5 separate regions of the Homo sapiens genome follow, and all the other regions are linked to region 2. Evidence: chromatin loops called from intact Hi-C (ENCODE). Cell type or tissue: mammary epithelial cell. All regions are shown on one strand.

The links. Hi-C counts contacts between places; a loop is a spot of excess contacts. Peaks named below come from ENCODE experiments on the same cell type or tissue, not always from the same donor. Only the 100,000 strongest peaks of a DNase experiment are listed, where the experiment ranks them.
Region 1: a loop joins it to region 2, with 10 times the contacts of the local background. A loop is called at or near these places in 11 of 110 quality-filtered maps.
Region 3: it touches region 2 in a loop (3-fold over the local background); 4 of 110 quality-filtered maps call a loop at or near these places.
Region 4: a loop joins it to region 2, with 6 times the contacts of the local background. A loop is called at or near these places in 7 of 110 quality-filtered maps.
Region 5: a loop joins it to region 2, with 10 times the contacts of the local background. A loop is called at or near these places in 51 of 110 quality-filtered maps.

Annotation. Positions count from the first base shown.
Region 1 is chr6:53,984,043-53,989,042 of GRCh38, reverse strand. The region is part of intron 2 of LOC101927189 (a long non-coding RNA gene); the gene reads right to left. Among named protein-coding and RNA genes, the nearest start is that of MLIP-IT1, 12 kb to the left of the region's middle. RefSeq lists an enhancer at 4,217-5,000. In mammary epithelial cell, a CTCF peak has its summit at 2,699 (motif pointing left); a DNase peak (open chromatin) is centred at 4,632; H3K27ac peaks cover 990 bases.
Region 2 is chr6:54,715,416-54,720,415 of GRCh38, reverse strand. The region is part of intron 1 of LOC107986606 (a long non-coding RNA gene); the gene reads left to right. Among named protein-coding and RNA genes, the nearest start is that of FAM83B, 130 kb to the left of the region's middle. In mammary epithelial cell, a CTCF peak has its summit at 2,371 (motif pointing left); DNase peaks (open chromatin) are centred at 1,505, 1,815 and 2,385; H3K27ac peaks cover 1,485 bases.
Region 3 is chr6:54,872,739-54,877,738 of GRCh38, reverse strand. The region is part of intron 2 of FAM83B (family with sequence similarity 83 member B); the gene reads right to left. Among named protein-coding and RNA genes, the nearest start is that of FAM83B, 28 kb to the right of the region's middle. In mammary epithelial cell, no CTCF peak of the experiment used is centred here; a DNase peak (open chromatin) is centred at 2,898; H3K27ac peaks cover 3,854 bases.
Region 4 is chr6:54,990,129-54,995,128 of GRCh38, reverse strand. No RefSeq gene overlaps it. Among named protein-coding and RNA genes, the nearest start is that of FAM83B, 150 kb to the right of the region's middle. In mammary epithelial cell, a CTCF peak has its summit at 2,116 (motif pointing right); no DNase peak of the experiment used is centred here.
Region 5 is chr6:55,067,243-55,072,242 of GRCh38, reverse strand. No RefSeq gene overlaps it. Among named protein-coding and RNA genes, the nearest start is that of HCRTR2, 100 kb to the left of the region's middle. In mammary epithelial cell, a CTCF peak has its summit at 2,880 (motif pointing right); no DNase peak of the experiment used is centred here.

The DNA of each region.
Region 1 (5,000 bases), 730 kb after region 2:
TAGAAGATGGTCCTAATAAGAATGCTTCTTGAAATATAGACAAGAATAAGATGTTATCTTAGCTCTAACACTCAGGCAAAATCCAGCCCCTGTGAGATCCAGGATATCATCCCTCAGTCTCATATTAAAAAACAGTTCTAAATCTGGCTTGGCCTGAATCGTTGCTTTGTGTGTCTGTATCTTTTAAATTATAAGCTTTCCAGATTTTATGTAACCCAACGTGTTGCATATGAATATTGCTTTCTATTACATCTAGCATGTGTTCAACCTCAGTACTCAAATTAAATTGACCACCACCATGGATCAGTCACTCATTAACTCTGCTCATTACCTCTGCAGCACCTTCAAGGAGAGATCACTTATTCCTTCAGATTTTTTTTTCCCTGATCCAGTTCATTAGATTCCATACTACCTACAACCTACCCAATTAGGTAATTAAAGGGTGAAGTCCAGATACACGTCTGGAAACATTTCTGGGGCAACAGAGTAGAGGCTGGTGCCCTAGGGATGAGCGCCCTACACTCTCTTCTCCACTCTATGCATCCCTCTCCTTCTCCCCCACAACACCACCCCTCATACCCCATGCAAGAAATCCCAAGAGAGGAAACCTTGACCACACCCACAACAAGGGCAAGGCAACGTTTTGGTATTTTGAGACTAGCTAGGAAGGTTGATGGAACTGCAAAACATAATTAGATACATGGGAAAACATTCAGGGCAATTATTAATTAAACAGGAACTGAGTGTGAAAACCTTCAAAACAAGAGTTTTTGGAGCCTCATAAATCAAGAAATCAGGAAACTTTTCTTCCCATTGTAAAAAGTGGTTAAGTGGGCTATGTTAAGAGTCAACTTACTACATAACTAACTACTTTTATAGTATTAATACTAGATAATTTTTCTTTCCTGAGACTAAAAAACTTGTAATCTTTTCCTCTCTTATATAAAAATTATTGAAAAGGTAAGTTATCTGAAAAGGCTTTTAGGCATTTACTTTAAGGGTCCAATTATTTCTTTTTTTCTACTCTTTTCCAAGCAGAAAAGATAGATTGATTGTTGCAGAGTTTCCTAAAAGCAGATACTAAGATAGATTTTGGATCAACACCTGTGAATGGCAGCAAACAAAGATGGATTTGGCAAAGGAAAAAGAAGGATTGCCATGCAGGCCCAACAAGCCTGAACCAACCCAACTGGGAGCTCAGAAGTGTAGGATCCAACAGAGATGGCCCCTTTAGGCAGAAGTGGCTGGGCCGCTATCCCTCTCTCCATCTCAGTTAATGGAGGTGGGCTGCTCAGGCTGAGGGCGAAAGGACAGGCGTCTCTCTGCAGCTGAGGCAGACACAGAAGGCTATGAAGACTATGGGTTGCCTGATGCCTGCACCCCCCACAGCTGGCCAGCAAGCCCATCCTTGAAGCAGAATCCAGCAACACACCTTCTTGTCTACAGCAGTGGTATTAACCGACTAGACTAGGGTGCTACTTAGTTGCCTCTCTTAAAGGCACTTGCAGGCTCTGATTTATAGAGACATGTCTTTTAACAAAAAACATTTAACATTTGTAAACCAATTTTTAAAACCCAGGGAAAGTAATTCGTGGGGAGGCCTGCCTTGAGCTTGTCCGCATGTTTGTTAAGCCTAGTTTCGTCAGCCAAGGTTGGCAAGCATTTACTCTGGAAAAACTACCATCACATCTGTTCCTTACCCTAAAGCTCTGCAGCTTGCTCGGGTGTGGTGATCCCCATAGCAAATGGCAGAAATCATCTGGAGGAGTGACCATCTTTAAACATCTTCAAGAACTACAGAAACACAAACCAGAGTGATTTCTGGCTTGCTTGTCAGCCCCTGGGCACAGACCAACATGGACAAGTGCTTTCCGGTTGATTATGTAAACAAGCTCCATAGGCCCCTCTCAAACATCGCTGCCACTGCTGCCTAAGGAGAAACAACACTGCGAGGCGACATGCATAACAACCCCTCCTCAATCAAGCTGTCCCTAGGAGTTTCTTTCTTTCTCTAGCATAATCATAGTTCTCATCCAGCTACGGCAGGCACTTTGCTATGTTGCCATGGGGATTACACTGAAGATAATCACTTGTGAACATTTGCAGATCCAGACAGCCCACTAGGGCCTGATGTTGCTTTGCCCCGTCAATCTGAATATGCTCATTAAAGACTCAGCCACTTGGCTCTTGATTTTAGTCCTAATGCTGACCCTCTTCCTCACAGCCATGAGTCTTTGAACAAATCTTTTCTGAACCTGTTTCCTCAGCTGAAAATGGGGTGGGAGAATGTGTGGTTGGTACAGATGATGACTAACTCCAAAATTAATTCCAGGTGCTATGATACTGCTGCACTCATCCAAAGGGACACTTCTCTATCATGACTCAATTACCATGCAATTAAAAAAATTTCAAAGTACCTATTAAATGATGCCCAGATGCCCAGCAATAATAAAATTATATCCCAATCCAATAGCTGGGTTTTTAACAAGAGAATAATCCGTATACAACTCAGGTTGTGGGGTGGTATGAGGTTGAGATAGCCTACTTTCTTTTTAAATCAACCCAGAGTTTGCTTAAAACAAACAAGAACTTAACTTAGGTTATTTGAAAGTTCATTCAAAAAAGCAAACTCCGATGAAGAAAAACCACAATGAAACTATTCTCAGCTCTTCTTCTGAGGTGAGACTGACACCTGCTGGCCTCCTTCTCCTGTGCAGACACCCTTTGGATAGAATACACTTTTGCAAGATTCTAATCCTATTTATGCAAATGTATCTAGAATTACAGTTATTTGAAAAGAAATGCATGAGCGCATTTATACAGGAGAGGTACTAAGAGCAAGATACAATAATATTTCAGTTATATGTTTGGAGACTAGGAGGAAGGCAGTGTGATGTGGTCCCTAGCTGGCTGCAGGTTCCAATCCCAGTTCTACAACTCTCATTTGAGGATTAGGATTGAGAAAATCACAGGTCAACAATAAATACCTTTCTCTTTCTCTCTCTCTCTTAAATCTCTCTCTCTCTCTCTCTCTCTCTCACACACACACACACACACACAATGATTCAAAGATTCTTTAAGAAATTTGTTTCAAATTTTCACCATCATTTATAAAGCTCTTTAATCTGTTAGTGATAATTACGTGTTTATAGAAATCAAGGTGACAGACAATATAAGAGAAAATGAAAGAGAGAAACCAAAAATAAAGAAAATAAAGGGAGAGAGAAAAAGATGAAGATAGAGTCAGAGGTAGATATGGAAAAAGAGGCAAAACGTGAAGTGGCAGATCCAGGCATAAAGAAACAAATGCCTCAGAAGACAGAGACAGAGAAATCTTGAGTAAGGAAGCAACATAGAAGATTGTTGACTTCCCCCAAACTAAAACTACTTGATAAAGTAGAGGAAAAATGATCCAAGAGCATTTAAGTTGTTTGTTGGCTGACATTTCATTTAGCTGGCTGGTCTCCTAAGCTGCCAATTTTCTCCTTGTGACTCTGTGGTAAGAAAGATCGTGCACAGTTCCTATGGTTCCTCCACAAAGCAGCAGAACATTCTCTGTAATATTCTCTGCAATGAAGAGCACATTTCTGAGGCAACACTAAGAAGTCAAGAGTTTCATTTAAAAGGGGGCTTCTTAAAGTAAGAAGTCCCTTTGGATGTATGCAGCAGTATCATAGCACCTGGAATTTTGGAGTTAGCACTGAACACTTCATTTTCTTCTAATCGGTTTCATAGCACTGGGGTGATTATACTTGGGGAAGCAGGAGGGGTGAGATGTAAATGCAGCCAAGGCATGTATATGATGTCTAGGTGGCTCCACCCTAAATGAACCCCAGGATAGCAATAGAGAAAGCACAACATATTCAGCTGAAATTAAAAATGAATCAGAATTAATCTAGATATGCTGAAAACTAGAATGATATATGCTTCTTCTGCTATAATTTTTCTGCTTTTTGTTTGGAGTAGAAGTCAGATTTATCCTCTCTGAATCTCTGATTCATTATCCATAATGCGCGGACACCAGCAACCTACCCTATTTACCCTGAAGGATTATGAACATCAAATGAAATAATGTCTGTGAAAACACTGTAAAATTTTCCAGGACTGAAAAATTGTGGACTCATAAAAAAAAATTCTTTCTGGATAGGTGGCAGAGTAAACAGCCTTGGAGAACAGAAAGATGCTAAGCCAAAGCCATCTCCAAGCAGAAAAACCATTCCCAACAGGACCATGCCCTCCCACTAGGCATTTGGCCAAAAACTCTCAGAAGCCATGGTACGGAGGCTTAGGGACAGGGTTAGCCAATGGGAATATTAGGCACACAAAAGTTCCGTTTCTGCCTCTCAGAGTTGATTTAAACAGATGTTCTATCCATTCTTCATTTGAACAAGCTGTTATCAAGTTGGTTTCAAATTACTAGGGAAGAAAAACTGAATACACCCTTCCATCCCTCGAATTGCAGATTAGAAGTGGCTATATAGGCGCTGCTGGAGAAGAACAAAATGAAGCTTCTCCTATGAGTAGGTTCCAACCTTGGTCTTAGCTGTCACTCACCAACCCTTGGTTTTGTGTGTGTGACTCACAGAATGAGGATCCTGGGCAGGGGTGCATTTTTCCCAGGTCCCAGGCACCCCTGGCTCTCAAATGAACATTTGATTCCACAGAGTCAGACAATGACCACACAGAGGAAATGAATCACAGTCATGTCATCACTTATATGCTTTTCCAGTTATTTGGGATAATTATACTCTGACGCATGATTGAGTGAGTTCTTTAAAATTTAGAACTTTGAAAACCACATAGAATCAATTATTAATGTTATCTAGAAACAACCTCCTAATTGTGCCTAAAAAGCAAGTAGTTGGACAAAAAGACTCAGAAAAGTTCCTTCCAGAATGGTAATATTGGTTTGTTTTTATTTCCCTAGTTATATGAAAGGTGGATCTAATCATGATTTTGTGACCTTGATAGAGAAGTCCAAATAGAGCGCACATACCCCC
Region 2 (5,000 bases):
TTATTCTGTCTCTCTTGCCATTCTAATGTTTGGATGCTCTGTGCCTTTTGTGTCTATTTTTTAGCACCAGCAGCCAGGCTTTCATAGTTTTGTGCTGCCCATTACCAAAAGGAACACATGATCACATTTTTACATTTCCACAGGAAAATTCATATCCAGCTAAGAAATATTATTATAGAGGATTTTCTTTATTTAATCATACGTAGAAGATGTCAAATAGTGTGGTAAAGTGTAAGGCGACTCTTCATCTATTTGGATTTTGATATTCTTTATTGTTTTGTTTTACAAACCAGCTTTTTTCTCAACATGCAGGTTATAACCCATTGGTGGTTCAAGGAATCAATTTATGAGTCTCTACCACACAAAAAATAGCATAACAAGAAATGTCAGTTTTTATTATATGCAGTAAGAATATCATTAAATGAAAATATTTAGGAACATGTGTGTATTTGTGTGACTTTTGTCATGATGAAAATTGTTTTAATTTTTAGTTGTGAATCATAAAAAACATCAAAGCCACTTCTTTACATTTCAGAGGATTAGCATAGTCTTCTACATGCTGTGAGGTCAGAGTGTCTGTTTATGTGAACGCTGTCTCTCCAGGGAATCAAGCTTTTTTATTTCCCCAAGTAAAGCATGTGTTCACTACAAATCAATCAGAGCTTAAACCCTCCATTCTGATTGTGCTTTGTCTAACTTAATAGAAATACAAACTGCTGCCACATACTGTATTTAGTCTACTATTTACTCAACTGTTTCTGTCTCAATTTTGTCAACTGTAAAAATAAACATAATATCAGGGTTTTGTGAATATTAAATGAGATAACTTAAATGAAGAGCTGAGAATAAAGGTTTAACATATAGGAAGTCATCAATAAATGCCAGCTATCATTATTTTATCATATTGAATGGTATAAATCAGATACAATTTTTAGCACAGTTCAATGCAAATAGGAAAAAAAAAGAAAGCATTTGGCTCCATGTCTTGGAGTCTAAAACTACTGTAAATTTGTCCAAAGTTTTTTGGAAAAGCTGGGTCTTTTGGAAAAGCTGGGTCTTTTGGAAAAGCCACAGAGGGAATTTCAAGGACAGATGGTCTCTGTTCAAGCTCTTACCAGATTGTTTAAGACTAATTAGCTATTGAGTGTCAGCCAAAACAAATATGGATTTCCCTGTGATATTTAAAAACACACTCTCCTATAAATTGAATATTTGAGGTTATCCTCCTGACAAGCATGGAATGGAAAAAAGAGGCAGGAAAAATGAAGAACAGAGAAAAAGAGAGAGAGAGAATCTAGTTACCTTCAAAATGGATTGTATTTTATTAACCTATTGTTGTTTATCTCTGTGCACCTTTCTTCTTCATTCAACCTGTGTAGAAGGAACAAGCTAGTCTTCATGTGAAGGAACAAACCAATGTGTGTCTTCAGCTACCACCGTCTGTGTTTGTTTGCTGTAACTTAACCCTTACAATTAAAGTGCTTATGAATCACTATGACTGCAATTAAGCGTTGAGTATATAGTAGTGGATATGAATTTAAGAGCCAACCCCCTCCGCTGCTCTGTTCTCTTTGCTATATTTTGCCTGGATGTGTAAGACCTGGGAAAGTCTGATCGTTTTCCCATGGCCCGGCCTCTTAGAGACTACATTATATTAAAACAGGTTGCTTATCTTAGTTAATGTTTAGAGAGTTTTAGAGAACTAGATTTCAATATTATCTATGAAAGCTAAGTTAACTGACAGCTTTTGATTGCCCAGTGGTAAGGCTTATTAAACAATTATCCCATTGTGTTCTCAATAAGCCCGTTAAACTGCCCAGGCTTCTTCTAGTCAGTTGGGAATCTTGCTCAAAAGCTTCTTCTGTTTGGACCATTCGAGTGTAAAAAGAGAAAGTAATGATTGTTTTGTAATCAGTTTGGTTCAGTTAATTAAAGATTGGATGTGAAATTAAGGTAGGGGGAGAAAGCAGAGTTGTAAGAAAGAAATGGCTAAGAATGTGCTAACTCAAAAAGTAGAAGAAGATGGCTCAATTTTATTAATTTAAAAACAGTTCTAGCTGTGTTCCTAACATGTTTTCATGGAGTAAGGCTAGTTTTCATGGAGTAAGGCTAGGAAGCATAGCAGAAAGACACAAAGAGATGCAAACGTCTAAACAAAGGGAAATATGGACACTGTGAATTATATAATGTAAATCATTTAAAAATTTACATGAGAAAATATTATTTGTGAAAATAATAAAATTAGAAGAAAATGATTAGTATCCCATGGTGCCCTAAATAAAGAGATACTTTTTGACTAATACTTTGAATTTATTAAGGGTACCTGCGCGACCCAAGACTAACCAGCTATAAATTACTACTAGTGCCACCTGGTGTTGGAATGCCTGTACTGCAGCTATGTATGGGATGTGTACAGGTAGACTGCACATTCCTGAGAAGAGTCTGCAATGAACCTCTGAGCTAATTCACAGGGATGACTATGATGAGCTTATAAGTATAGGTCAGAAACAACAATCGTTATGAAGAAATGACTAACTTGAAATGGTATCTACTTGGATCCGTACAACAATTTCTTTACCTCTTTCCTGGTCATTATGTTGAAATTACAAATAAATCTGTGTTAAGACAATAGCTATAATTAAATAGAATAAACTGTAAAAATTAGATTGAGAGTTAACATGTTTGTTGTGGGAAGTCAGGGACCCCGAACGGAGAGACCGGCTGAAGCCACGGCAGAAGAACATAAATTGTGAAGATGTCATGGACATTTGTTTATTTCTCAGACCGGCCAACACTTAGGGAAAATAGAAAAGAACCTACGTTGAAATATTGGGGGCTGGTTCCCCCGATACATATTAGTCACATGTTTATTCTTTATCTAGTCTCAGAATTATAAACACAACCTGAAATTACCTTAACACTAATATTGCTTCGTGCTATATTCTAGCAAAAAGAAAAAACAAAAACAAAAAAACAAAACAAAAAAACACATAGGGAATATGACTGTGTAGCATAAGGCAATTTAATCCAAAATTGTAAAAATATGAAAGGAGATAGTCAAGAGACTTAAAATATTTCAGCTGCTGAAATGATTATGATCTTGAGTAAGCATCTCTTATTAACAATTTAGGAATAGTATATTACCTACTACAAAATATAAGCACTGAAGAATTAAACAACCAGGAACTACAGAATGTATATGTACAACAAAAAAATAAATTTCATCTTTCTCTTTATTGTATTACTTTTTAAATCAACTACTAGCTACGTTTATTAGGCATGCAGAATTGGAAAATTTCCAAATTCTTACTGGTGAGAAGAGTTGAACTATTATATGCAATGCTCTGCACAGATAGAGACCATATGTTGCTGTTTCACTACATTACTCATATGCTTTGTATTCACTCTCCTTATTCTTCTCCTCAGTCATATGGACAACTTGCTTCTAGGACTAAAAATATCAGCTGTTTTTGTTGTTTGTTGTTGTTGTTGTTCTTGTTGTTGAGACGCAGTCTCTCTCTGTCGCTCAGGCTGGAGTGTAGCGACATGATCTCGGCTCACTGCAACCTCTGCCTCCCAGGTTCAAGCAATTCTCCTGCCTCAGCCTCCTGAGTAGCTGGGACTACTGGCGTACGCCACCACACCTGGCTAATTTTTGTAATTTTAGTAGAGATGGGGTTTCACCATATTGGCCAGGCTGGTCTCAAAGTCCTGACCTCACGTGATCCACCCACCTCAGCCTCCCAAAGTGCTGAGATTACAGGTGTGAGCCACTGCACCCGGCCTACACCAGCTGTTTTATATTCCTTGGAGGCTAAAGAAGAGGGAATAGGGAAAGTGATGGCTATTCAGATGGAGGGATGGATAAACACCTTCTCCCAGGCTTTGTAAAGAGTTAAGGGCCGGGCGTGGTGGCTCACACCTGTAATCCCAGCACTTTGGGAGGCCAAGGCAGGTGGATCACCTGAGGTCAGGAATTCGAGACCAGTCTGTTCAACATGGCAAAACCCCGTATCTACTAAAAATTACAAAAATTAGCTGGGCACTGTGGCAGGCGCCTGTAATTCCAACTACTCGGGAGACTGAGACAGGAGAATCGCTTGAACCCAGGAGGTGGAGGTTGCTGTGAGCTGGGATTGCACCATTGCACTCCGGCCTGGAGACAGAGCAAGATTCCGTCTAAAAAAAAAAATAGTGAAAGAGAGAACTTTGAAACCAGTCCACTTAGCTTGAGGGCAACTGCAGAGAGTGAACTCAGGGATAGTGACAGGTACAGCAGAAAATGTGTGTGAAGATTGAGAAGTGTGGGCAGGATGAGAATAGAACAAGTGTAGCAAGCAAGAAAAGCTGAAACTGGAAGGGAGGGAAGCACCAAGCAGTGTGAAGTGATGTGGCCATGAAAACAGAACTAAGAAAAGGGCTCAAAGAAGGGAAATTATAAAGATTTGCAGAGAGAACAGCAAAATCTTTATAGAAATACTAGTTGTTTGACACTGATTAAAAAGGAAGGAGGAAGAATCTAATGCATCTTTTTTTTTTTTTTTTTTGAAATGGAGTCTGGCTCTGTTGCCTAGACTGGAGTGCAGTGGTGCAATCTTGGCTTACTGCAACCTCTGCCTCCTGAGTTCAAGTGATTCTCCCTGCCTCAGCCTCCCGAGTAGCTGGGACTCAGGTGCCCACCACCATGCCTGGCTAATTTTTTTTTATTTTTAGTACAGACGGGGCTTTGCTATTTTGGCCAGGCTGGTTTTGAACTCCTGATCTCAGGTTATCCACCCGCCTCAGCCTCCCAAAGTGTTGAGATTACAGGCCTGAGCCACTGCGCCAGGCCTAATGCATCTTTAAAAAGGATGATAGACAAGAAACAATGATAAAAATAGTAAATTAGAGACAGCTAATCATTCTCATCTAGAGACATGGCTAACTCAGAGATTGTTGTTTTAAACCTAATTCTCATGAATTTGTATTTTTAAATTATAATTTTAAATTGTTAATATGTT
Region 3 (5,000 bases), 160 kb before region 2:
GATAAAAGGACACACTTCACAAGGTTACTATGAAGGTCAACTTAAGATAATGCATGTAAAGTGCTTAGCACAGTGCCTAACATGTAAGTGCTCAATACATGTTACCTGATATTGTTACTAAATTGCATAATATAAATTCATTACTCAAAATCAGATGTGAGTTCCAGTCCTTAGGATAAAAGTCGCCCAACTTTTTACAAGATAATTTGAAGAGTGACTAGTTAAATAAATCAATAATTGATATAAAAATATATGCCACATGATGGATCTGTAGCAACTATAAGACAGCAGGCAGAATCCTTAAAATGCAAAATGTCAGTGTGTCAAAATGTCAGCACTCATCATCTCAAAAAGGCTCCCATGGCAAACCTTCATGACTTTTTACATCTCATTGAGAGGACAGACAAGTAAAGTAATATCCCCTTATTTTCATGAAAGTTAACTTTTGATAAGATGCCTCAATGTGTACCTAAGGTCCTAAGCTTATCACCTCTATAACAAATGCCTAAAGAATGCCTTAAGTCTGGTCAAGTTATCTCTTCTTCCATGTTCCTTTCATTCCCTATTGGACTACCATCTGCCCTTTCTCCTTTGCAGAGTTTTTGCAGTTATTTTTGTGGCTTAGCCCTGAAGGCATCTGAGTGTGTAAAACTGCTAATTTCTACCCCTCTGGAATTTAGGTGTTTAGGCATTAGGAATTCTCAGTATTTTATGACAAGGTTTTATGATGACAATTAGCTTTGCCATTCCAACAAACTACTAAAGGTGTATCATCAGAAAATATTACACATTTCAATAAGTAACTGTTTGGTTTTTATTTTAAACCAGAGACAGGAAAGAATGAGTAAACATAAACAATCACAAAAAATAAACATTCTACTTCAGAGATCCCCAAATATATAGAACTACATTTTGTACCATAGTCAGTAACACTACCTCAAAGCTCAGAGGACTATACACACCATGTGCAGTACCTACAAAAATTGTTTCTCACTGCTTATTTTATATATATATATTTAAAGAGAGAGAGAGAGAATTTAAAAATACTAAAGAGTAATAGCTGACTAAAGGAAATAGTCTCAAAAACATTTCTCCCAATCAAATAAATTATATGCACTCCAGCAGGGTGCGGTGGCTCATGTCTGTAATTCGAGCAATTTGAGAGGCTGAGGCGGGTGGATCACCTGAGGTCAGGAGACCAGCCTGGCCAACATGACGAAACCCTGTCTCTACTGAAAATACAAAAATGAGCCGGGCGTGGTGATGGGTGCCTATAATCCCAGATACTAGGGAGGCTGAGGCAGGAGAATCGCTTGAACCTGGGGGGACAGAGGTTGCAGTGAGCCGAGATTGTGACATTTCACTCCAGCCTGGGCAAAAGAACAAAACTCTGTCTCAAAAAAAAAAAAAACAAAAACATATATATATATATATATATATATATATATATATATATATATGCACTCCTAAATAACTTGCATTTTAAATTATTTCTTTCCAACTATTAATAGAGGTATTGGTTAGTATTAGCAATGCAAAGACTCTGATAAACTTACTGACACCCATAAGTAACTGTATTTTTTCTTTTTAAAGCTAAATTCTTTTCTCAGTTGTCAATTTTTAAATAAAGTCTCTTAAAAATACAAGTCACTGAGGATCCTTAGACTTTACCTGATAATACACTGCAGAGTAAAACATCTGAAATTTCTAAGTTACTGACGACTTTGGTGTGCAACCAAGTTGGAAGTCTCATATAACAATTTCATTTTCATTTTTTCATACTTTTTTAATTTTTTGCTTCAACAAACATAAAATAGATATAGAATGTGTTGTCTCTCTGTATAGCACCACGAGTTTGTTAAAGACAGAGTACTGCCATACAGACACAGCAATTGTTGGCAGGATGAAGTCAGTGCAATTTTAACCAGATCTTTTTCTTTCTCTCTCCTTCCCTCCTCTCCTGTCTCTTTCCCACCTTCTTTTCTCTCCCTTTCTTCCACCTTCCCTCTTCCCCTCCACCTCTTCTTCCCCACCTTCTTTTCTCTCCCTTTCTTCCACCTTCCCTCTTCCCCTCCGTCTCTTCTTCCCTCTCTCTTTCCGTCCTTCTCCTCTCATGCCCTGTCTCTCAAACATACACACTCAAACATAAATATATATTAACATGTAATGCATTTTATTCACAGAAGAAATGTTCAACTTAATGTCCCAGGATAGTAATGTCATTAAATTTGACTAAGCAAAATATTATTTCCAAGAAGAAATCAATTTTGACTCAAATTCAAAGAATGACAAAATTCACGGTGAGAGTTGGGACAGGGATAGGGTAGAGAGGAAATTCTTAATAAAAATTAGGAACATCAGGACAGAGACCATTCTAGTCTAATGAAGGCACAGATAAACATATAAATAACACTTAGCTGGGCAGGACATGGTTGCAAAGGGATGCGGATGAAAGTAACATATCACGACACAATAAAAATCATTTCTATCACGAACTAATTCAACAAGGAATATAACATATCAAAATAATCTTAAGTTGGTAAGCAGTATTAGAGATTTGGATAGGAACACCAGATTTAAAAAATGTGAAAACATTTTTGCTTCATATCTTTTCCTAAATAAATGAAGAAACTTGAGGAGGTACAATGACTTGTTTAATGCCACGCTAGTTAGAGTCCTGGTGACAAAGTCTCTATTCTAGTTCTACTTTTATAATATCAGCTCACTCCCAAGAAGATTCCCCATCACCTGTTCATCTTCCTCTTTGCATCTGTGGGGCCAACTGATGGTTAATATTTCTCTATATTACTAATACCTCCCAAGGCCATAACAGACACACCCAGGAACTCAGTAAGTGACTCAGTAAAGAACCAAGCCCTGAACTCAGGTAATGTGGTATAGAGCGCATCAGGAATTACTCTGTCCTAATTCTCACTAGACTTTTGCTTATGTGTCTTGATCCCATATTTCACAAGAGTAAGATTCACATCTCACAAAAAAAGCTAGCCTAGAATTAGGAAACAGAGATGCAAATAACATTGTGGTTAAACATTCAGATATTCAAGACTCTCAGAAGTTATAACTTTGTAAATACGTACCACTGAGTGGCTAGGAAAAAAAAACTTTAATGAAAGAAGACTTTTTTAAGTAATTAGAGGGGATGTTTTCATAAGAGGAGTTCACAGTAATTAGGAATATGTGCATATATCATCTTGGGAACACTTCTTGACAGACAAATAATTACCTGGGAAAAGTCTGGCTAGACACTATCAGACTTTGCAAAGTAAAGTCTGACCTAAATGTAATTATGTCAATCACAAAGTGAAAAATAGAAAGGGTTTCAAAAAAAGAATCAGTAAATTAAAATATGTCCCTTTAGGGCACAAGTAAGATATTATCTACAATTGAATTTTCCCAAAGGAAAGTTCTCAAACAAAATAAGCAAACATACAAAAGAAAGAAATAAAACAAAACAAATAAACAAAAAATATCTAATCAATTTCTAAGTGATAATTAGCAAAAATAAAATTAATAAGTAAAAAAGTATAGATTTTTGAAATACTATAAAGATCACATTCTGCTTATAAAAGCAAAATGATCAAGAGCTCATTTAACTATATAACTTAAGCTAGAAATGAGAGCATATAAATTACTGAAATTCAAAAACAAACACAAAATGTTTCACCTCTTTCCAGTAAAGACAGTTGAGATTGAGAATCATTTTTAATTCCTTTCATAAGAGACTGGAAGGTTAACTTGGTGCTTATAATCAGACTTCAAATGTTTGGGCCTTTAAGCAGATAACTTTTATATTATTTTCATTAGTTTAAGATTTTTCCATAAAATGGCATTATTTTCACAAGTACCTTATCTCAACTGCAAACACAAAAGTGAAAATGGATTTAAATTCTTATCTGAGATCTTTTCCTGGGTTCTGTTTTGACGGTGTCTAGTCCTACTGGTTTGGCTTCATATCTCTGTAGAGTTTTACAGTGTTTATTACCAAAAGATTCTCCCTGAGATATTTAGAAGCAAAAAAAAAAAAAAACTTTATCCATTAAAATATACATTATCCAAATACTTTATGAAAAAAAAAGATCATCCCTTTACAATGCCATGACAATTCACTGAGTTACCAATAAAGATAAATTACCCTCTGAAAAAAATTCAAAAACAGAAAGCTTATCCTGATGACTATTAGGCTCCCATTGATTCTGAAAGATAATAAGAGCATGACATCTGTTGAGTAAATGATAGTCATGAAAACCACATTTAATCTTTAAAAAGCAATGTGTTCTGGTAAGCTTTTATTTCATATTTGTTCTTTTAAAAATTCTTCACAGGACCATGTCCAGTTATAAGCTAAATAATCTTAATTTTTTAAAAATGGGGTCAATAACTTTTTTCCCCAGATTACTTAATTCTTCAAAAATCTTTAAGTAGATATGGCGACATATAAAGAATCTTCCAAAATAATTGAGAAATACATATTCCATGCAAAGATAACCAATTTGACTTCAATATTTATTGCATCTGGGTAGAAACTAGCACAGTCCCTAACACCTTAAAAAATAACAGCTGGGTGTGGTGATTCATGCCTATAATCCCAGCACTTTGGGAGCCTGAGGCAGGAGGATCACTTGAATCCAGGAGTTTGAGACCAGCCTAGATAACATAGGGAAACCTTGTCTCTGTGTTAAAAACAAAAAATAAAAAAAATAAAATAAATAAAATTAAAAACAAAAACCATGTGCACCAAATCGAAGTCGTCTGTTATAATTTATATTTGGCAGTATACTCAGTTTACAAGATCAAATAATTCTCTTCTTTCAAATTCAACTTAGCTATAGCTATACAAGTAGAAAAAAGATGCAATTGTCTTTCTTATTTGTATGCCACATTGATTTTATGAAAGAGAAGCACACATCACATTACTGTTTTACAGTATGGACTTCAATTTCTTCAGCTCGCTAATTCAAGTGGGAGTCCTCAACGGACAG
Region 4 (5,000 bases), 270 kb before region 2:
AATGCTATAAACTTTCCACTTGGCATGCTTATGCCATATCCCAGAGATTTTGGTATGCTTTGTCTCCATTTTCATTGGTTTCAAGAAATTTTTTTTCCGCTTTAATTTTGTCATTTATGAAAAGATTGCTCAGGAACAAGTTATTTACTTTCCATGTGTTTGTTTAGCTTTAAGAGTTCCTTTTGGTATTGATTTCTAATTTTATTTCACTGTGGTCCAAGAAGATAATTGATATGATTGTGATTTTTCAAAATTTATGGACACTTACTTTATGGCCAAGCATATGGTTTATTTTAGAGAATGTCCCATGTGCAGATGAGAAAAATGTATATTCCACAGTTGTTGGATTGAATGATCTGTAAATATCTGTTACTTCCATTTAGTCTAGAGTCCAGTTTAGTTCCAGAGTTTTGTTATTGTTTTCCTATGTCTGTGATCTGTCTAATGCTGTCAGTGGGGTGTAAACTCCCCACTGTTTTTGTATTGCTGTCTAGCTCTTTTCCTAGATCTAGTAGTATTTATTTTATGAACCTTGGTGCTCTGGTACGGGGAGCATATATTTAGGATAGTTGTACCTTATTGTTGAATTGAACCCTTTAGAATTATATAATGACCTTCTTTGTCTTTTTTTTAAAACTGTTGTTGATTTAAAGTCTGTTTTATATAACTATAGCCACTCCTGATTGTTTTTGTTTTTCATTTGCGTGATATATGTTTTTTCACCCCTTTACTTCGAGTATATGGGTGTCTTTACCCATTAAATGGGTCTTCTGTAGGCAGCAAATAATTGGATCTTGTTTTTAATACAGTTTTCCAATCTATATCCTTTAAGTGGAGAATTTAAGCTATTTATGTTCAAAGTTAATATATATATGTTAGGTTTTGCTCTTGGCATAATGTTATTACCTAGCTGCTTTGTAGTCTCAATTGTGTAATTACTTTATAGGATGTGTGAGCTTTGTACTCACATGTGTTTTACAATGGTGAGTATTGTCCTTTTATTTGCATGTTAGAACTCCTTCAAGCAATTCTTATAGGTACGGTCTAGTGATTAATTCCCTAGCGTTTACTTGTCTGGGAAAGACTTTGTTTCTCCTTCATTTATGAAGCTTAGTTTAGCATGATACAAAATTCTTGGCTGCCAATTGTTTTCTTTAAGAATACTGAAAATAGGACCCTAGTCCCTTCTGGCTTGTAAGTTTTTTGCTGAGAAGTCTGCTGTTAGTCTGAAGGAATTTTCTTTAAATGTGATTTGGTTCTTCTCTCTTGCTGCTTTTGGGATTCTTTCACATTGACACTGGAAAGTCTGATGATTGTATGGCTTGATGATGTTCATTTTGCAAAGTATCTTCCTGGTATGCCCTGAGCTTCTTGTATCTGGATGTGTGTATCTCAAGCAAGGCCAGGGAGATTTTCTTAAATAGGTTTGCCCAATGTTTTACTGTTTCTTCTCCCTCAAGAATGCATATAACTTGTACGTTTTGTCACTATAAATAATCCCATATTTCTTAAAGATTGTTTTCATTTTTTAAAATTTTTTCTTTATTTTTGTCTGACTGGGTTTGCTCGAAAGACCTGTCTTTAAGCTCTGAAATTCTTTCTTCTGTTCGGTCTAGACTATCCTCAAAGCATTCAGCTGTATTTTGTAACTCCTTCAGTAAATTTTTCATTTCCAGAAGCTCCATTTGTTTGGTTTGTTTGTTTTTTCCGATACCTATCTGCATTCACATCCAACACTGCTTTTCTGATTTATTTGTGCTGGTTTTCAACTTTCTCTTAGATCTCATTGAGCTTCCTTACAATCTATATTTTGAATTTTTTAATCTATCATTTCAGAAGTTTCATGTTGGTTAGGATCCATTGCTAGATAGGTAGTGTGATTCTTGAAGGGTGTTACGATACTGTATTTTTCATGGTGCCGGAGTTTTGGGTCCTTTTCACCTGGAGAAACTGTTACTTCTTATTTTTGAATTTACTTTTATTTGGATAGGATTTTTTTTCTAACTATTGAAAGTATGACTGTAGTGTCTGTTGTTTAGGGTTTTTTTGACTTTACTTTTTTAGCCTGGTACACTTCTGTCAGTAGTTTTTGTGTTGTGATGAGCAGTTCAACCTCCAGGCCAGTAGGTGGCACTTACATGTAAGAACTGGCTGCAACAGCAGTTGAGTGTGTGCTTAGTCTTTGCTTATTGAGAGGTGTTCTCTGGTATTTCAGGTGATGGGCTTCTCTGTGGAGTGCCCCTTGCCTTAAGTTCCTTGGTCAGCAGGGAGTGGAGAGGGTGGGGAGGACCAAGCTGGGTAGAGTTGGGCCACCAACTACCAAGCTCACTCATAAATACCCCAGTGACAAGCACAGGCACCAGCCCTGATAGGGGTGGGTGGTTGAGCTCCTGGTGAAATGTGCTGAGGTCTCTGGCTTGTAAGTTTCCGCTTTAATTTTGTCATTTATGAAAAGGGGCTGCACCAGCTCCCTGTCCTGGGCAGGCAGGAATGTGAACTGTTTCTCTGTCACATCCCTGTCCTAGGACTCGAGACTCTCAGTTCAGAAAGACACTGCTATCTCCAGGCCACAATGTAGCTGAGAGCCATGGAAAACACCTGTCCCAAGATCTTCATGGGAGTGACTTTGGGGTGGATATATCTTTGTGGCTCACTTGTACTCTGATGCATGAATACTGCTGCTTTGTATAGAGAGGAGGAGGGGCTCTGCCTTTCAACATGTGTGGGTGAGTGTCACCTGTGGTGGTATTGGCTGGTTGGGTGTGTGGAGGTGCCAGTGGTTGTGGACTGGGCTAGACATTCCTCCAATCCTCAGGCCCCTGGATGGTCCCCTGGATAGTGTGCACAATCCTACAGGGACTAGGGCAGGTCCAGACCAGTGGACTTGTTCTCAGTTCCTCAGGTTTCAGGTGCTGGCTGTGTTAGGGAAGGGAGGGCTAGCTCCCAGGCCACTGGTAGAACACTCAGGCAGGGGCAAGCAAAACACTCAGGCAGCTGTAGAACATTCCATGACAGCTGTGCCAGGGAAGATCACAGGACTTTAGGAATTGGGCTCTCAGGTGGGCACCAGGCCACAGCTGAAATGATTAGGCAGGGGCAGGGCAGTTGTACAGAGTGCCTGTCGACAGGGAGGATAGTCCCCATCAATGAGAGCAGTGGAGGCCAGCAGCTGTCAGGCATGACAGGCCTGCTCAGGCCTCCCTCCCACAGAAACAGTGACAGAATCCACAAAGATGCCCACTCTCCCCACTCCCTCCTTGGCTGGATGTTGGCATTGACAGTGGTGGAAGCCCCAAGGCAGATAACAGGCCTCTGGAGGCTGGGCTCCCAGAAGGACAACAGGTCAGAGATGAAATGCTTAGGCAGGGGAAGGTGGCTGTGTTAAAATTTTCTGTTAAAAACTAAGACACAAACATACACTTTAGCCTAGGCCTATTCAGGGGCAAGATTATCAATATCGCTGTCTTCCACCTCCACATCTTGTCCCATTGGAAGGTCTTCAGGGGCAGTAACATACATGGATCTGATATTTCCTGTGATAAGAATGCCTTCTTCTGGAATACTTCCTGAAGGACCTGCCCGAAGCTGTTAATTGACAGTGAACTTTTCTTTTTTATAAGTAGAAGGAATACACTCTAAAAGAATGATGAAAGTATAGTATAGTAAATATATAACCAGCAACACAGTCATTTATTATCAACTATTGTGTATTATACATAATAGTATGTGGTACATAATAGTAAATAGAGTTTCTAGCTCTAAAATCTAGAAACAAGCTACCTGTGAAAATGCTTTGTGATATGCTCTTTCATATCACAGAATGGAACCTGTGTTTTGATTCCCCAGGTTCCAAACACTCTTTTTGTGGAATCTATGAAGTGACGTTGCTGAGCCTGTATACTTTTATATACCTGTCAGGGCAGTAGGTTTGTTTACACAAATATCACCAGAAATATATGTGCAATGTGTTGTGCTATGTATTAGAACAGCTATGATGTCACAAGCCAGGCTAGGAAGTTTTCAGCTCCATTATAATTTTATAAAATCACCATTGTATATGTGGTCTGCTCTTCACAAAAATGTTGTTATGTGATAACATGGATTGTGTATTGTTGAATAGTGTTATGTATTAATCCACTTGTACATTGCCCTCTCCCACTTCCTACTGAGCCAGACAAGTACTGTACTAGTTTGTTCTTCTAACTATAGAAACAGCCTTTACAAAGTAGGTATTCAATAGATACCTTGTGAATAAATGAAATCAAATGAGAAATAACAAACTTAGCACAAATTAATTTAGTGCCATGAGAACACAACGACATTTTCTTTTCAGCTGGAAATAATTAATGATAATACAGGACTTGGTATAGAAGACCTCATTTTATAATGAGGCACTAAAAGAATTGTTGGAAATGCTGAAAGTGGAATTACTTTGCATTAAAATTCACAAGGTTTGTAGTCATACTGACCTGAGTTCCAATTCTAGCTTTCTCACTTCTTGACTTTTGGTTGAGAGCAAACGGCTTAAAAAAAAATTTCACCTAAGTCTCAGAATAATGTATATACATCATTGGGTTGTTTTGAGGTATAAATAAAATTATGCATTCAAAACATACAGCACAAGGCCAAGCACAAAGGATAAGTTGAATAAGTAACTGTTATTCTCATTGTTGGTGGTGATTGTGATAGTGTTATTACCTACATTTTAATTTGAAGAATACATTATTTGGAATATAAGCTAAGCTGCTAGGACAAACAGACCTCAACGTTTCATGACTGAAACAAAACAGAAGTTACTTTTGCTTTTAAATGTACAATGACAAACAGACCACAACGTTTCATGATTAAAACAAAACAGAATTTCCTTTTGCTTTTAAATGTACAAGTCCAAAAATAGCTAAGTGATCCAAACAGAGTAAACAATCCTGCTCTATCAGGTGACTAAGGCAATCGGGTACTTCACAACTCTGTCATCCTCAAAAGGGTTGAATTTTCCTTAG
Region 5 (5,000 bases), 350 kb before region 2:
CACCTCTAACATACAAAGGCACTTCTACTCTAAGCTTCCCCTCCTCTTGCCAAAATACTTGATAACCACTCTCATAATTCCCTTTTTGCTTTCAGGCTGGTAACAATGGTCTACAATCATGCTAATATTATTATCTCAATGTTTGGAAACAAGAAAGCACGAAGTGTTGAAGGTAACAATTTGAGAGCAGAATGAATGAAGGTGCCTAGGAAGATATGTATGTGTGCATCACGGCAAGTGCCTTGTATTTGCTGGCACATGCTACAAAAATAAGCTTTGCTATGCCGTGATATGTTGTAGGTCACATTTCTTTTCAGTGTTGACTTCAATTATTTTTATTAAAATGCTGATTAAAAAATTACATATAACCTGCTTATCCTTATATGTCCTACATAATATAAAACCAAATAATTGAGGAATTAACATAAAATGAAAATAACTATTGAACTAAGTTCTCTGTTAATGAAGTCACTACATGATATAACTACCATGTAATATAAAAATTAAAAATACAATGTCCAAATCTTAAGTTTTTTTCTGATTATCTTTTAAATATGGGTTATTATTATAATTTTGACAAATTAGAAAGTTAATCCTTTTAAATTTTGTGTTGTGAAAGCTAGTAATAGTTCAAGAACTAATAAAAGGATATTTTTCTAAAGAAAACACAATCAAATAAAATAATTTCTGCCACTGAATGTGCTAAAAGAAATTAAGATCACTATAAAACAGTAGCTGATAGATTTTTTTCCTGAAGTAGAGATTTTTCCTTATTGTATATTTATTTGTATCAAACGTTACTGTTTTTAAAGTAAGATTGAATTAATTTAAAAATATGATTGAATCTTTGTTGAAATTTGCCTCAGAAATTCAAAGAAGTAGAATTAAAAGTCACAATTTTCTTTTTAGTTTGAGATATTAGAATACGACTTTAAATTGAATCTAGAGGTCTAGTTTAAGTACTTTTGGAGACCTCATCATGTCCACTGAATTATAATAAATACTGCCCTCATGGCTAAAACTCTGTCCCAAGTCATGAAGAAAAATAGGAAAAAAGTATCTTTCACCAATTATTACTCACAGGGAATTGGTCTTTACCCAAATCATTTTACTTCCTTAGAATTTTTCTTTTCTCACCCTATCTCTTGCCAAAATGTTATACTTCAAGACAAAGATTGTGCCCCAACCCCCGCAAATAACTTAATATTCTTTGTATTTCCTAATAAAAATAATAAAACTTGAAAAACAAAGAATGTGCCAAATTAAACAATATAAGACAATTTAGGTGTGCAAATCTCACGTGGTTAGGATATTTTTCCAAGCACAATTTTACTATATTCATTATGCTTTATTCTGATTTATAATAATTCATCTTACCTCTATTACTGAGACACTGGCATAGGTTTTAAGGAGCAAAGTAGATCCTTATACATATAACAACTTGTCTTTTTTTACAGGAGTGTAAAAATTAAAGTGTAGTTCAGAGACCTGTTTTTCAGGAAATCCACAGGTCAAAAATATTTTAATAATCAAAAAAGGTGTTATCTGTGTTTTTTGCTCTCAAACTTTCTTTATTATACAGTGTAGTTTTCCACAAGCTACATGGTGTGTGTTTTCTTAAAAGAAGAAATGGTGAAGCAGATTAGAAAAAATCAACTGTTATGTATTAAGCCAGGTGTCAAGGAGATTTACATAAATGTAAAATGATGCCACTCTTCCCACTCAAGTTTTTATTTGGGAAATATAGTTACTGCTCAAAAAGTTATGTTATTTATGTAAACATAATGGATTTATTATTGTCTTTCCTGAGTGAACAAACATATAACTATTTTTAAAGTATCTTAATTTATTAATAATTTTCATTATGGTAAATACCAATGTATTTAACCCACATAATCATAGAGTCTTTGGGGTCTTCAATAATTTTAAAGAATAAGAAGTTCCGGGAAGTCTCCAAATCAAGAAATTTGAGAACTGCTGCCGTAGAGGCATTTCAGGTAAGGCTTCCCTGGCTTGTGCATTCTACTTTACCCTCCTAGGTTTAGGTTGCATTTTCAATCTTCTTGTGATGCTTTAAGAAGCATGATTATTCTATAAAGTCGGTAAGTCTTACTCACTGGCTCTGGGTTAAACCACTTTTGTTACCAATTTGACTAGTTTAGATATATTTTTGGTTAGGCACCTAGGCTTTAAGTCTCAGAAGGTTAAGTAAATCTGTTGACATCTCTAAGACACAATATATTATCCATAAAGCAACTAGAGTAGTACTGTTAAAAAATGAAACAGGTCATATCTTTCTTTTGTCCAGAACCCTGCTTTAGAATCAAATGCAAAATGTCTACAATGACCACAAGAGCCCTACATGCACTGGTTCTAATGACCTCTCTGAAAACTTCTCTTACCACTCACAACCTTTACCACTCCTTCTCCATCTACAATGCCTTCTCCTCTGTTGTGTCTTGAACATGCCAGGCTTGCTGTCACCTCAGGGCCTTTGTTCCTGCTCTTCTTTGTCTAGAATGGTCTTTCACAAGGTAGCCACATGGCTGGCTCCTCACTTCCTCAAATGTTTATTCAAAAGTCACTTTCTTAAAGAGATCTTCCCTACATACCCCATCACAAATTTTAACCTCCAAGACATTTTATACTCCTTTCTCTTTTTTATTTTGTTCTTGTTAGCAGTTATCTCTATCTAATATCAAATGCATTTTTATTTATTTTATTGTTAAAGTTCCATGATATAAAAAAATTTTTGTTTTGTCCACAATAATTTTTAAATATATATCATCTTTTACTGTTTATTATTACCGTGGTTATTTCTTGATATTAACTAGATCCAAAACAAAGCTGTTAAAGAACAAGGCTGTTCGTAACCAGCAGATGGCAGTACAGATGGAGGGTTGAGAGGCAGCTGGAGAAAAGACAAATAGGAATAGAACAGAAGTTCTGAAAAAAGTCCAAGAGTCTGGGTCCTGCACTTAGTCTAAGAAGAGACTGTGGTGTGCTCATTGGAACGTGGAGAAGGGAAGGAATGCCAAGAAGACTCCAGGAGTCCAGTCCAGAGAAGGCACTGGGTTGCCCTTCAGGCCCTTTAAAAAGCAATGTCTTGATTTCTTTTTTAGATAGTTTATTTTTAGTGTATAGGAATGCTATTCCAAAAATAAAATAAAATAAAATAAAATAAAATAAAATATTTAGGAATAAATTTAACCATAGAGATAAAATATATGTACACAGAAAACTATAAAACATTGATGAAAATATTGAAGTCACAAGTAAGCAGAAAGATATCCCGTGTTCATGGATTGGAAGACATTTCAATATTGTTAAAATGTTCATTCTACCCAAAGTGACCAACAGATTCAATGCAGTCTCTACCAAAATTTCAATGACATTTTTCACAGTAATAGAAAAGACAATCTTAAAATTCACTACATACAGAACCACAAAAGACTCTGACTAGCCAAAGCAACCCTGAATGAAAAGAGCAAAGCTGGAGGCATCATAGTACCTAATTTCAAACTCTACTACAAAGCAATAGTAATCAAAACAGTGTGGCACTGCCATAAAAAGAGACATGTAGGTCAATGAAACAAAATAGAGAGGTCAGAAATAAACCCAGGTATGTACAGTCCATTAATTTTAAACAAGGGCAGCAAGAAGATGCTATGGAGAAAGGATAGTCTTTTCAATAAATGGCATAGGAAAAAATGGATATCCACAGCAAAAGAATAAAATTGAACCCTTATCTTTTAAAAAATCAACTGGAAATGTGTTAAAGACTTCAACATTAGATCTGAAACTGTATCTTCTGAAAGAAAAATAGCATAAGAGAAAAGCTTCTTGACATTGGTCTGGGCAATGATTTTTCAGATATGACACCAAAAGCACAGGTAAGAAAAGCAAAAATAAACAAATAGGACTACATCAAAAAAAAAAGAAAGAAAGAAAGAAAGAAAAAGCTTCTCCAGGGCAAATGAAACACTAAACAAAATGAAATGGCTTGTGTTGGGAAACAAATATTTGTGAACCATATATCTGATAAGGGGTTAACATAAGAATATGTAAAGAACTCACACAGCTCAATAGCATATAATAGGAATAACTATAACAATAACCTCATTAAAAATGAGCAGAGGACCTGAATAGACATTTTTCCAAAGAAGACATAGAAATGAGCAACAGGTATTATATAAAAATGTGCTCAACATCACTATCATTAGAGAAACGCAAATAAAAACCACAACAAGATATCATCTCACACCTGTCAGGATGGCTTTTATCGAAAAGACAAGAAATAACAAGTGTTGGTGAGGGCATCAAGGAAAAGAAACCCTTGTACACTGTTGGTGGGGAATTCAATTTGTGCAACTATTATGGAAAAAAGTATGGAAATCCTAAAGAAATTAAACATGAAACTACCATATGACCCAGTAATTCCTCTTCTAGGTATATACTCAAAGGAGTAAAGGCACCGCCTAGTAAAGATATTTGCTTTTCCATATTAGTTACAGCAATTATTCACAATAGTCAAGATCTGAAAACAACTGAAGTATCTGTTGACAGATTAATGAATTAAAAATTTATGTATATACAATTGAATATTATTCAGCCTTAAAAAAGAGGACCTTGCCACTTGTAACAACATGGATGAACCTAGAGGATATTATGCTAAGTAAAATAAGCCAAAGACAGAAAAAAAATAATTCATGTTCTTGCTAATATGTGGAATCTTAAAAAATAATTGAAGACATAGAAACAGAGAATAGAATGGTGGTTAACGGGGGTGGGTTGGAGCAAGGGAGAAATGGGAAAATACAGGTCAAAGAATACAAACTTGCAGTTATGTAGGATGAATATATTTAGAGATCTAATGTACAATTTGAGGACTATAGTTAAAAATATTGCATTATATACTGACAATTTTCCAAAAGAGTAGGTTTTAGATACACTGGCCACAAAAAAGTAATTATATGATGATAGATATGTTAATTTGTTTG